Regions from separate parts of the Mus musculus genome. Here region 2 is linked to region 1. A link is a loop called in an ENCODE intact Hi-C map of the cell type or tissue named here. Cell type or tissue: gastrocnemius. All regions are shown on one strand. Each heading gives the region's core, and the rest is flanking DNA. Links, peaks and the distances in the headings are about the cores only. Region 1 overlaps Gm40287 (a long non-coding RNA gene). Region 2 holds the start of Mir6387 (microRNA 6387).

What was found. Peaks named below come from ENCODE experiments on the same cell type or tissue, not always from the same donor. Only the 100,000 strongest peaks of a DNase experiment are listed, where the experiment ranks them.
Region 2: a loop joins it to region 1, with 2.4 times the contacts of the local background. A loop is called at or near these places in 6 of 42 quality-filtered maps.

Annotation. Positions count from the first base shown.
Region 1 is chr12:15,701,514-15,706,896 of GRCm38, reverse strand. It overlaps Gm40287 (a long non-coding RNA gene), which reads right to left. Exons shown (of 6, transcript XR_872503.1): 2 at 3,618-3,892. Among named protein-coding and RNA genes, the nearest start is that of Mir6387, 97 kb to the left of the region's middle. In gastrocnemius, for the core only: no CTCF peak of the experiment used is centred there; a DNase peak (open chromatin) is centred at 2,193; H3K4me3 peaks cover 351 bases; H3K27ac peaks cover 1,319 bases.
Region 2 is chr12:15,798,097-15,803,479 of GRCm38, reverse strand. The region is part of intron 2 of Trib2 (tribbles pseudokinase 2); the gene reads left to right. Mir6387 (microRNA 6387) reads left to right here and starts at 2,379; the gene lies at 2,379-2,486. In gastrocnemius, for the core only: no CTCF peak of the experiment used is centred there; DNase peaks (open chromatin) are centred at 2,055, 2,319, 2,683 and 3,064; H3K4me3 peaks cover 1,321 bases; H3K27ac peaks cover 4,681 bases.

The DNA.
Region 1 (5,383 bases), core at 55-5,054:
AAGAAGACATGTCAGCTGAGGGCACAACAGAATGTGACCTTATTTGGAAGTTGGGCTGATGCAGGTATAATTAAAGCATATGATGTCACTCTGGACTGGGGAGGATTCTTCATTTAATGTGACTGGTGTCCTTATTAAAAAAAAAAAAAGGAGCCACATGGGGATAGAGTGCCAAGGGACAAATGTGCAGACAGGGTGGCAGGCAATGTGGATGCCAAAATGTCTAGAAAACCAACAGAAGAATCAAGGAAATCTTCCCTAGAGGAGTTCAGAGAGACAACAGCCTCAAAGCCATTGTGATTTCATACTCTAACCTCCAGGGTGGATGTATGTATTTCATTGTTTCTGGCCATACAGTTTGCAATGTGAAGTTAGAGTGGTTCTAAGACACAGTGCAATGGCAGAAATGCTCTTTTCTAAGGCTGGAGCTGAAGGATAAGAACAGAACAAAACAGCAAATGTAAAGTTAGGCAGGGTTTAAAATGTGCCCTATTTGATTTGTGAAAGATACATCTTCAAGTGTCATATCTCGGTGCAGGTATACACTTTGTATACATCTGGACAAACATCAGGATGCCTTGACAGTTGTCAAAGGTCCACAGTCTGAACTACCAAGAGATAAGGAGTCTGAGTCCCAAGAGTGAGGGGATGGTCTGTACCAGGAGATTATGTTTAAGAACTCTGGCTATGAGGCGCACACAGTAATGGCACATTACTTGGGCAGGCACATTCAGACATGAAATAGGCAGAAAGGGAGAATGATTGAACTTAGTGATGACATAGCCTACTGGGTCAAGAAAGGCACCCAGAAAGAAGATATGTACAATACTGATGGATGCAGGGACTTGAAGAGACAGGGATGGGGATGAAGAACTCCATAGATGTGGAAGTCATGCAAGTAAAAGCATGGGGGGAGAAACAGAATGGTACACAAGGTCCAGTGAAGAAACTCAGCTGGTAAGAAGAATGGGCCAACACACCAACTCTTTGGGGGAGAATCAGGAGACAAAAATTAAGATCTTTATTCTCCCTCTGGCTTGACTGACTTTGGAAGTCTTAAAGTCTCTTTGTCTTTCTCCCCATCCTTCTGAGTCTTCTGTCCTCCCCTACTACCTTCCTCCCCTTCTCCTTTTCCTTCCTCTGTCCATTTCTTCATTCCCTCACCCTCTCTCTGTCCCTCCCTCCCTCTATCGTTGCCTCTTCTCTCTTCTTTACTTCCGATCTTTCCTTTCCCCTTCCCTCCCCTTCTTTTCACCTTCCTATTTTCATCTCCTTCTCTCTTTTTCCCTGTATTTCACTCTCATCCCGTTGTCTTCCCTCCCATCAATATTTAGCACAAATGCACTGATTGTCTGTGTCTCCAGCCCTTTGGTAAGCTAGAGATACAGAATTATTTCCCACAGTCTCTGCTTGGAAGGGGTGCTCATAGAACACTGCTGTGCTGGGGGCTGAGAGGGAAGGATTGGGAATACAAAGCCTGACCTATGCTTGACATATATCCAGGAAACATAAACAGCACGTATTGACAGGCAGACATGGTCCAAGGGTTTTTATACACATGATCTCATCATATTGCACTAACTGGTGGAGTGCTTATTATTTTGTCTAATGCACACATGAGACTTAGAAAAAGTAAAGAAACAGTTCCAGTCACACAGATAGTATGTGGCAGAACTCAATTTCTATGTTCCTAACCTTTTATTTGTGCTCTATATGCCAAGTAATTGAATCTGCACAGCCTCACACAGGGATAATGATGTGGTTAGCCGTGGTATTTTTTTCTGGGTGCTTTGTAGCCATTAAATTCTCACTCTGTCTCATATCTCTATATATCTGTCATATGCATTATGTATGTATGTATATATGTATGTATGTATAGATAGATAGATAGATAGATAGATAGATAGATAGATAGATGGTAGATATGCTTAAAACAAAGCCAATCCTCTCTGAAATTCCATCTTTTCCCAAAGGGAAGCATTTCTACCTAGAGACAAACACTTGTGACAGAGCAGGTCTTCCACGGTCCACAATCCTTGTCCCTGATTCAGCACATAGGGACTGAAAGACACACTGACTAAGAGCAATGGTGGCTAGCTGCAAACATACACTAACACACGCTAATCTCATCTCCTGCCTCTGCTGGACGCATCTCAGGAATGTGGGAGGCTAGCATGTCAGATAGGCAATTACTGGCCGGACGCAGCATTGCATAATGGGATGATGACTAGGGCTTCCTGCTTCAGCGAGAATGCAGCCAGCTTGCCAGAAAGGATTTATCTTCCCAAGAGAAACATGCCAACTTTAGGAGGATATGAAGTAACTGTTATTATGGGGAAAAAAAGACAAGCTTAATTTGAAAATACTCAAGGTCCCTTTCAGCTTGTGCTCTGTCTGCATGTTCTCCTCCTCCTCCTCTTGCTCCTCCTGCTCCTCCTCCTCCTCCCTGCCCCAGTTCTATCTTCTGGTTTTCTTCCTTGCATGTGACCAGGTCTCCGAGTCGAGTCCATCTTTATATTTCTGTGGCTTTGTTGCCATACTTGCCTTTTCTTTACCCTAGTTCAGTGTTGAAGAGAAGGGTCTTAATTCTCCACAAACAAAAATCCATGGTGCTGATAAAATTAAAAATGTGTCTGTGGTGTTGTTGTGTAGGAGGACCTCGCAGACTGAACATTAGTTAGAAGAGACTCAGTTACCTAATATACAACATCCTGGTAGGTCTTTCATGATAACTAAGCAATCTAACTGACCATAACCTTCCCTTGCTGGCAAATGTGTTCATAGTAGGTGCTCTGTAAGCCCCTTGGCTACCATAGGCTCCTATGAAACCTGGACTCACCTCCTCAGTGTGCCTGATTTGCTGCATGGAGGGAAAAAAATCCTTGCACAAAATTAGATAAAAGAGTAACATACAGAATTCTTATAGACATCCCTGGTTAATGACTTTTCCCCCACCTGGTAAGGATGTTAAAATACAGGATAATAAAGTCATTGGCTTAGAGGTTCCCAGCATCATTTAGAACCTCTGCCACTAAAAAGTCAATATTTCCAACTCTTCATTTTACTTTCTAATCATGCATCCTGCTCCCTTTCCTCCTGTTAAATCATTTTTATTACAACATATAAACATGGCAGCTAAGCAATTAAGGACATACATAACATAAATGGATATACAACATCCACACTTATAGAGAAAGCCTCAGTAGGTAATTATTATTGTCTAGAATTGCCATGTGTCATAAAGAATCTGTATTATTTACTACCCAGACTAGTGACCTGAGTTCAATTCTAGGAACCCTCATAATAGAAAGAGAGAACTCATCCCTGCAAGTTGTCCTCTGACCACAAGGGTGCCATGGTACACATACGCCCCACCAATCAATCAATTAATGTAATTAATTCACACACATACACACACACACACACACACACAAATGAATAAAATTGTAAAGACTTTTTTTTTTTTAAAAAAGAAGACAGAAAAATATATTAAATTAGAGTTCACTGTCTCATGAAAATCCTGCTTGGAATTTAAAGGGGTCAAAATGAATTTCATTCACACCTTTCAGAGTGGTTAAGCACTTGGGAACAAACAAGTGAGTTAAGTACTTTCTTACCTCTCACAGATTCTTGTGGTGTTTCATTGTTTGATTTTTAAGGATGAAGGTCAAGTTCAGAGAGGGAAGCACAAATTCCCCAAGGCCATTTTGAGCAAAGGAAGCAGGAAGTTGCAGGGAAAGCTGAACCCCATCCGCCTGACTCCAAATCCCTTCCCCTTTTACTTCCTTCAGTCTTCATCATGGATCACCAGGTCTTCCAGGTACAGAAGAAAGCTAGAACTTCCTTCATTTTCATCAAGGAGCTCTTTCTTCTATCCGATGAGCTCAAAATTCTGAGGGCATGGAGATATGCCTGGTGAATTTTACATCATCACAGTGAGATCCACCAACACACTAGGATTCCTCATAAATGCCCACAGCCACTGCATTCAAAGTCCCAATCTTCATGTTTTCTTTCCAAATAGCATCTATTCTTCCATCATCCCAAGACAATTAACAAGGTTTAAATGTGGAAAGCAATGATCTCTGGGTAACAGAGGGTATCAATCACTTTCCTTGATTAACTAAAGCTTACATTTTCTCCATGTGGCATTTCAGCATCTCACAAACCTGTGTATCTGATGGTGATTCAACCACAGCTCATTAGGTTTCATTTTATGTTCATCAATAAAATAACCATGTGATGGAGGTTGCCAATCCCTAACTCCTTATGACTGAGTTCCCTTTTGAGTCCTGAGATTGAAGTGTAGATTGAAGCCTGAGATCTGAATGTGCTTTGTTGACAAAATCTGTGTTACTGCTGTCTTGGCAAGTCTTGGTGCCAGGCAGCCTTCAAGCATCCACTGTCACCACCAGGGGCTCACCATTTGTTGGGCCCTATTTTGGTCCTGGTTTGGGCTTTGAGGACAAACCTGAGCCTACCTCTAGTTTCTGTGGCCTCATGGGAGAGCCTAAGCCTGGCTCTAGTTTTGTGACCTGTCTCAGTCACTTCCTTATCAGGGTGACTCAGCAAGACCTGTTTAGCCCCACCTCTGCCCTGCCATTGCTGATGTAGAGCTTTGCCATTGGCCCTGTCAGTCACTCCATACCCTCCGTCATCCTTCCCCACCTCCTATGTCATCTTACCCCACCAAAACCCCCTCCCTATGTTCTGAACTTATATAAAGGAGAGTTTGATGTCATAGAGTTGAGTTTTGCTTTGACAAGACTCCTTCCTTGGTGTGTTTCTTTTGGGCCTGGATACTTGCCATCTGCTCAGCCCCAGAGAGACCCTGGAGGGACCAGGATCTCTCTCCTCTTGTCTGGACCTGCAGGCAAGGAGCCGGCAACCATCTATCTTCCTCCTTTTCTACTTTCCTTTTTTCTCTCTCTGTCTGTCTCTATTCTGTCTCTTGTCTGTCTCTGTCTCTGCTTCTGTCTCTATTGCTCTCCTATCCTTTATCTCCCTTTCCTCTCGTTGTCATTCTTTTCCTCTCCTCGCCTTTCCTCCCCCCACCCCCATATATTTGATGTCAAGTCTAGTGACCTGAGTTCAGGTCCTGCACATAGACACACAGACACAGACACCCTCCCCCCCCCCCCCACACACACTTCAGAGAGTTCAAGTAATTTGCCCAAGATCACAAGCCCAGGTACAATTCACATTTAGGCTTAGCTGCCTGCAAAAGCCAAAGCTTTAATTACTTCAAGCCCCCTTGTAGTTGGCTACCTTCTAGCTGGCCACCTAGCATCGACATCTGTTTAAACCATATTTTTCTTGTTTTTGTTTTATGGTATCTTGAATCTCCCCGGTGGCTACACTGAGTGTAGCTATTGCAACAGAT
Region 2 (5,383 bases), core at 88-5,087, 97 kb before region 1:
TGTGTGTATGTGTGTGTGTGTATGTGTTTTTGCCACACGTGTTTGTGTATCCCCTGAGACCAGGAGAGGACACTGGATCCAGTGGAACTAGAGTTACAGGTGGTTGTGAGCAACCCAAGTGAGTTCTAGAAACCGAAATGGGTCCTCTGCAAAAATAGTAAGTGCTCTTAAGTTTTGAACCATCTTTCCTGCACTTTGAACATCCCCCATCCCCAAAAGGGTTTTGCTATGTAACCTTGGCTTGCCTCCAATCTGCAATGATCTTTATGCCTCTGCCTCCTTAGTCTTCTCTGTAATTAATTAGGGATGGTGTATGGAAAGCCCCCAGGACTGAGCCTATTGCACTGGCTGATCTGAAAGATGCCAATGCCATCCCTGCTTCCAGCCACTGTCTATGGGATTGCACTTTATAAATCTGAAACTTGGAGACTCACCTGTTCATTCAAGGAACACTTGTTAAGCACCAGTTATGTGCTAGGCACTTCTAGAGGCTATTATGCCAATGAAGCCAGTGTCTTGTTTTTATAGGATCCACATGGATCAGAATGACTCTATCCTAACTACCGTGCTTAAATCAACTCATTTCAATTTAGTTACTCTTTTATTTGTTTGTTTGTTTGTTTGTTTACTGAGTGTGTGTGTGCATGCATGCAAGTGTGCACATGTATGCATTCAGGCACATGGATACTGAGGCACATGCATGGAAGTCAGAGGACAGTTTGTAGGAGTCGGTGCTCTCCTAATACCATGCAGATTCTTGGGATTGAACTCAATTCATTAGACTTGGCAGAAAGTGCCTTAACCACTGAACCATCTTGTTGGCTCATACTGTCTGTCGATGTGTGAATTGATGAAACTTAAAACCACCTAGTAGAGACTTTGTACATCTGCAGGTAAGGAAGTTGAGGCCCATTATTTTCCAGCCAGGTTTCTGCAAGCTTTGAAGCCAGGGAAGCTAGCTGTAAAGTCTTCCCTGTGAAACATAATGGCAGCTTCAGGTTCTGTCCTTTATGTCATATGTGTAAGATACTGCCTCTCAAACCCAACTCCCTAGAAAGACTCTTGTGACACAGTTAGACAGGTGTACACTTAGTGGAGCCAGCACCCAGTGTCTACCTGAAGCTCAGATTTCCAAGCAGTTTTGACATTTATGGATGGTACCACCAATTAAGCAAAACCACAGGCAGTCCTGTTACTCCATGGGTGGCTTCTGTTTCTTTCACAGCACTGTATGATATGGACTTAGCATTTTAATTATATAATGAGTGACAGTTGGTGAAATGGATGTATCAATAGTCCCTCACACCCAAGAAGATGCATATTATAAGAAAAATCCCTGTCTGTGTTGAACAGATATAGAAGGCAGTGGATAGAAACATTTTCCAAATGTGCTTTTTCCAGTCCTTGTGGGGTTTTCTCTAGCCAATGGAAAAGTCCAATCTGTTTGAAGTTTCTCTGGGCTCCAGACATAGCTCTTAATTATTCTTTAAGAATCCTAGATATGAATGTTAGGGTTGGAGGAAGCGGGGCTTAGATCCTGAAATCATCTGTCCTCGCAAATGTTTATTAAGTATTTATTTTGTCTGCTTGCAGTGCTAGATGTTGGTGGGGCAAGCATCAGTAAAAGAAAGCCCAGAATGGGAAAGACAATGGGACGGGCAGTTCACTATTTCAGCAGCTGGAGTGTGGAACAAAGAGGCACCTGGGGATAGGGGGGTGGGGGTGGGGCAGAAGAGCTGTTGTGGGGTGGGGCTCATCTAGAGAACCAGTAATGAGAATGACAGGTGACTAGGGCCTTGGATACATTCCCTGATCTTGTTCTTGACCTGAAGCCCACAAATGGACTCTCTAGACCAATTGTTGGAACCATATTCGAATGGCGAGAAGTATACAAGGAAGACAACCAGGGATAGTGAGACTGGAAGCTATACTCTCTACATCTGAAACACGTCAATACTAAAACATGGCCAGACTTTTTGGTTCCCTGAACTTGTTGGTTAAGCCATCTGTAGGGATCCCTAGTTTTTGGGCTGCCTGCCAGGGGAAGCATCCTCTTCTGGCCCAGGGAATGCCCAAGGCTTAGAGAGGAGCTTTCAGGTAGATACCCAGCCTGAGCGGTACAATGTCAAAACCAAAGGGCATGCTCGCTCACAAGCACCGATCCTGGAGAAGCTTTTCCGAGACGTGAATCAATCCATTGCTCTGGGGTAGGACAGATCCTTCAGGAGCCACTTCTAAGTGCAGGAAGCAAGTGGTGAATGGGGAATCAGTGTGGCTTTGTGTTCCAGCTCGGGTTTCCCTGTCTGTTTCCATGGTGACAAGAGTCAGGAAGCCCTGAGGGCTGCAAGCTGTGGTTTCTGTGGAATCTTCCAAGCAGTAGAATGACACTCCAGGTGGAATGGCTTCCCTTGTGTATCCGGTGGCCTCAGTGAGTCAGAGGTGTGCCCACAATGCCGGAGGCTCCATTGCAGTGGGTGTGTTACTCAAGTGGCTTCCTCATCCTAGCCATGTCTTGACAGGTCCTTTACCTTTCTCAGCTGCTGGGGTCTTTCCAATTGTCTTGAGCATCCAATATGTGCAAACAACCAGTCCTGGGTTGTGTGCTGGTACAAGATACTGTGGCTTAGCTTCCCTGGCATTTGCCTTCCTTTTGACATCTGTCTTGCACCATGGAGGGTTTTCTTGACTGTGGGCCAGCTGCCATCCGTCGTGAGCTCTTCCAGACAGGAGAACCACTGATACTGGCCCTGGAGCAGAAGTGGCTCACAGTTGATTACTGGAAAAATCTGTACATACCTAAAACAAGATTAAATGAAGGACTGTTTTGTGCCATGTAGCAGCCTGACCAGGTCTGGTAGGGCTGCAGAGTTTGAGCCATGCTACCTACAGTGCTAGATGGTTCTTTCCTGGGCACCTTCTGTGACTCACTATAGTGGGGATTTTTCTTGCACAGTTGGCCTGATTATGGAGGGTACACTTTCAGGAACAGAGTAAGGCCAGCCTGGCAGTAGCCCATCTTTTCTTCTTGGCTCTTAGTCTGCCCTGGACCCTGAGGCTGACCTAGTCTGCAGCTCTGGATGATCTGCGCCCGGATTTCCTGTCCCTGTCAGGCCCACTTTGCTGAACTCCTGGCTGAGCTCCACTCTGTTCCACCCTGTCCTCTCTTCTTCCTGCCAGGAGCTCAGGGTGAGGCTTAAGGGTTTGAAAGCAAAACATGGTTTGTTGTTGGGGGCTGGTTTCTCTCTCTCTCTCCTTTTGTTCTTTCTTTTTGTTGTCATAGGTAGGACACTATAATAGAGGGTAAAAAAAAATTTTTTTTTGAATACCAGCTCTGCTTTTACTTGCCAGATAGCAAGTCTCCTCAGCTTTTGATAGCTTAGCCTTTTTCATCTAGAAAGTATATGGGTCTTTCCATCTCTACATCTCTATCTACACCATGTACTATATATGGCACTGAGTTAACTCATAGGATGGCTTTGTATGTCAATAAATCTGGGACAGGATAAATCTGAAACTGGAAGAGCCCTGTCTCCATCTACTTAGCACCATGTCTTTGCAAACATCTTCAGCACCTTTAGTTTTTGATCATGGTACCATGATGTACTGGGAGGGGACAGTGACACCCGAATCTTCCTGACATGAATTCAGGTGAGCTTCTGATTCAGTTAGCTTGGGTGTGCCTTGGGGTGTTTAATTCTCCCCACCTCTGTTTCCTTATTTGATAGGAATCATGCATAGCCTAAGCCCAGTCTTTCTTTTTTTTTTTTTATGAGACACAAAAAGGCAGGCTGTTGAATCCCAGCGTCTGGCGATTCTTGTCTGTGCTACATGGGTACTGCTGCTTTTCAGATCATCGCATTGTGATTGTAAGGGTGTCCTCTAGGAAGCATAACGGCCTGACAGCTGCAGAATGATTAGGAATATAGAAGCTAGAAAAGCCCTTTTCATAGTAGTTATTACATCATATTTCATGGGAGAGAAACAATTGAAAGAGCCTTGGGTTACTTTGCGAAATGGATTTGGTAGTTGGAGGATCTTTGGGGCCTGTGCTGGAGATGGGTGAGGGGACCTGGTTTTTGAGGGGGGATCTTGCTGCCCCACAGGCGCTGGGAGGGGAATAGAATTCTGCTAGTTCTGGCTTCCCTACTCGGCCCTGAGCTATGATGATACAGGCCTGGCACTAGGTTGCCTATCATTGAGTACACAGGTTACCCTCTTGTGAGCATCGTCTATCTGTGACGTCTAAAGCAACTCATCTTGTTACCTTCTCAAGCCAGAGACAGGCAGAAGTGGGCCCAGGGAGATCTAGCTTCCCTGGTCCAATGTGGTCTGTTCTAGGCTTCTGCCTTCCTTGGAGTTTATAGTTATTCAGTCCCCATTGTTCTTGTCTCCCCCTCCTATCACCATGTCACTTTCATAAATGTTTTCGTCATAAATCATCCCTGTCTCCTCCAACACAATAATGGATAGCCTGATTATCTGAGAGACAAGGCTGAGCTAACCCACATACTAGGCAAGAGCATCTCAAGCAAGGGTGAACAAGTACAGAAGTCCCAATGGAAAATGTGGGCACAGCATCTTCTCTGGTCCCATCTGCCCAGCCTTGCATTTATACTTGCTCCTCTGTCTGCACCGCTCAGCTCTGGGGTTGAGAGCAGGAATCTCAGTTGAACATTTGGATCTGTATAGTTACTACCATGCTATAGTCAGCTCTGTTACACTGGGCTCTTTGGGATATCCTGTCTTGAGTTACTTTAATCCTCAGCAAAACAGAGGGGATGGTTGTGGCCTTGCTTGTTATGGACACATCCCTAGTGCCTAATTTGGGAGTTCTATCAGAGTAAGTGCTCCTGAATGTCTTTTAAATGCCTGAATGATTAGTGGGCTATTTGAATCACCAGGTCCACAGATGCTCTTGTTGGTTTTTATGGAAATCAACTTCTTTGCCTGGGAAATTCATCACCCCCCAGACTGTTTAGGAGACTTCAGGAAAAGTCTATTCATTCATGTCTACTCTGAAATCTGTTTGCAAAGGTCACTTCCCTGAACTCAGTCCTGGAAAAAGAAGCAGAGACAGCTCCGTTCCTGAGAGGAGATAAAGGGTCAGGCTTGGAGGCACTGGGTAGCTCCTGTGGTTGCACAATAGGACCTCAGGCACTGGGGCTTGCAGCCCAAGTCTCCTGTCGCACTTCCCTCTGTCCCAGCACATGGAGAACATCCCGGAAGATCAGTGTTTAAAGATAGAATCCAGACCACTTGCCTCGACCCTTGTTAGGAGTGATATAAACAAGCCGAGGATGTTCCGGGGAGGAGCAAGGTCAGGGAGAGCCTCTGGGGCTGCATTTCTTTTCCACCCTGTCTCCAGGCTGCTCTTCCCCTCTCC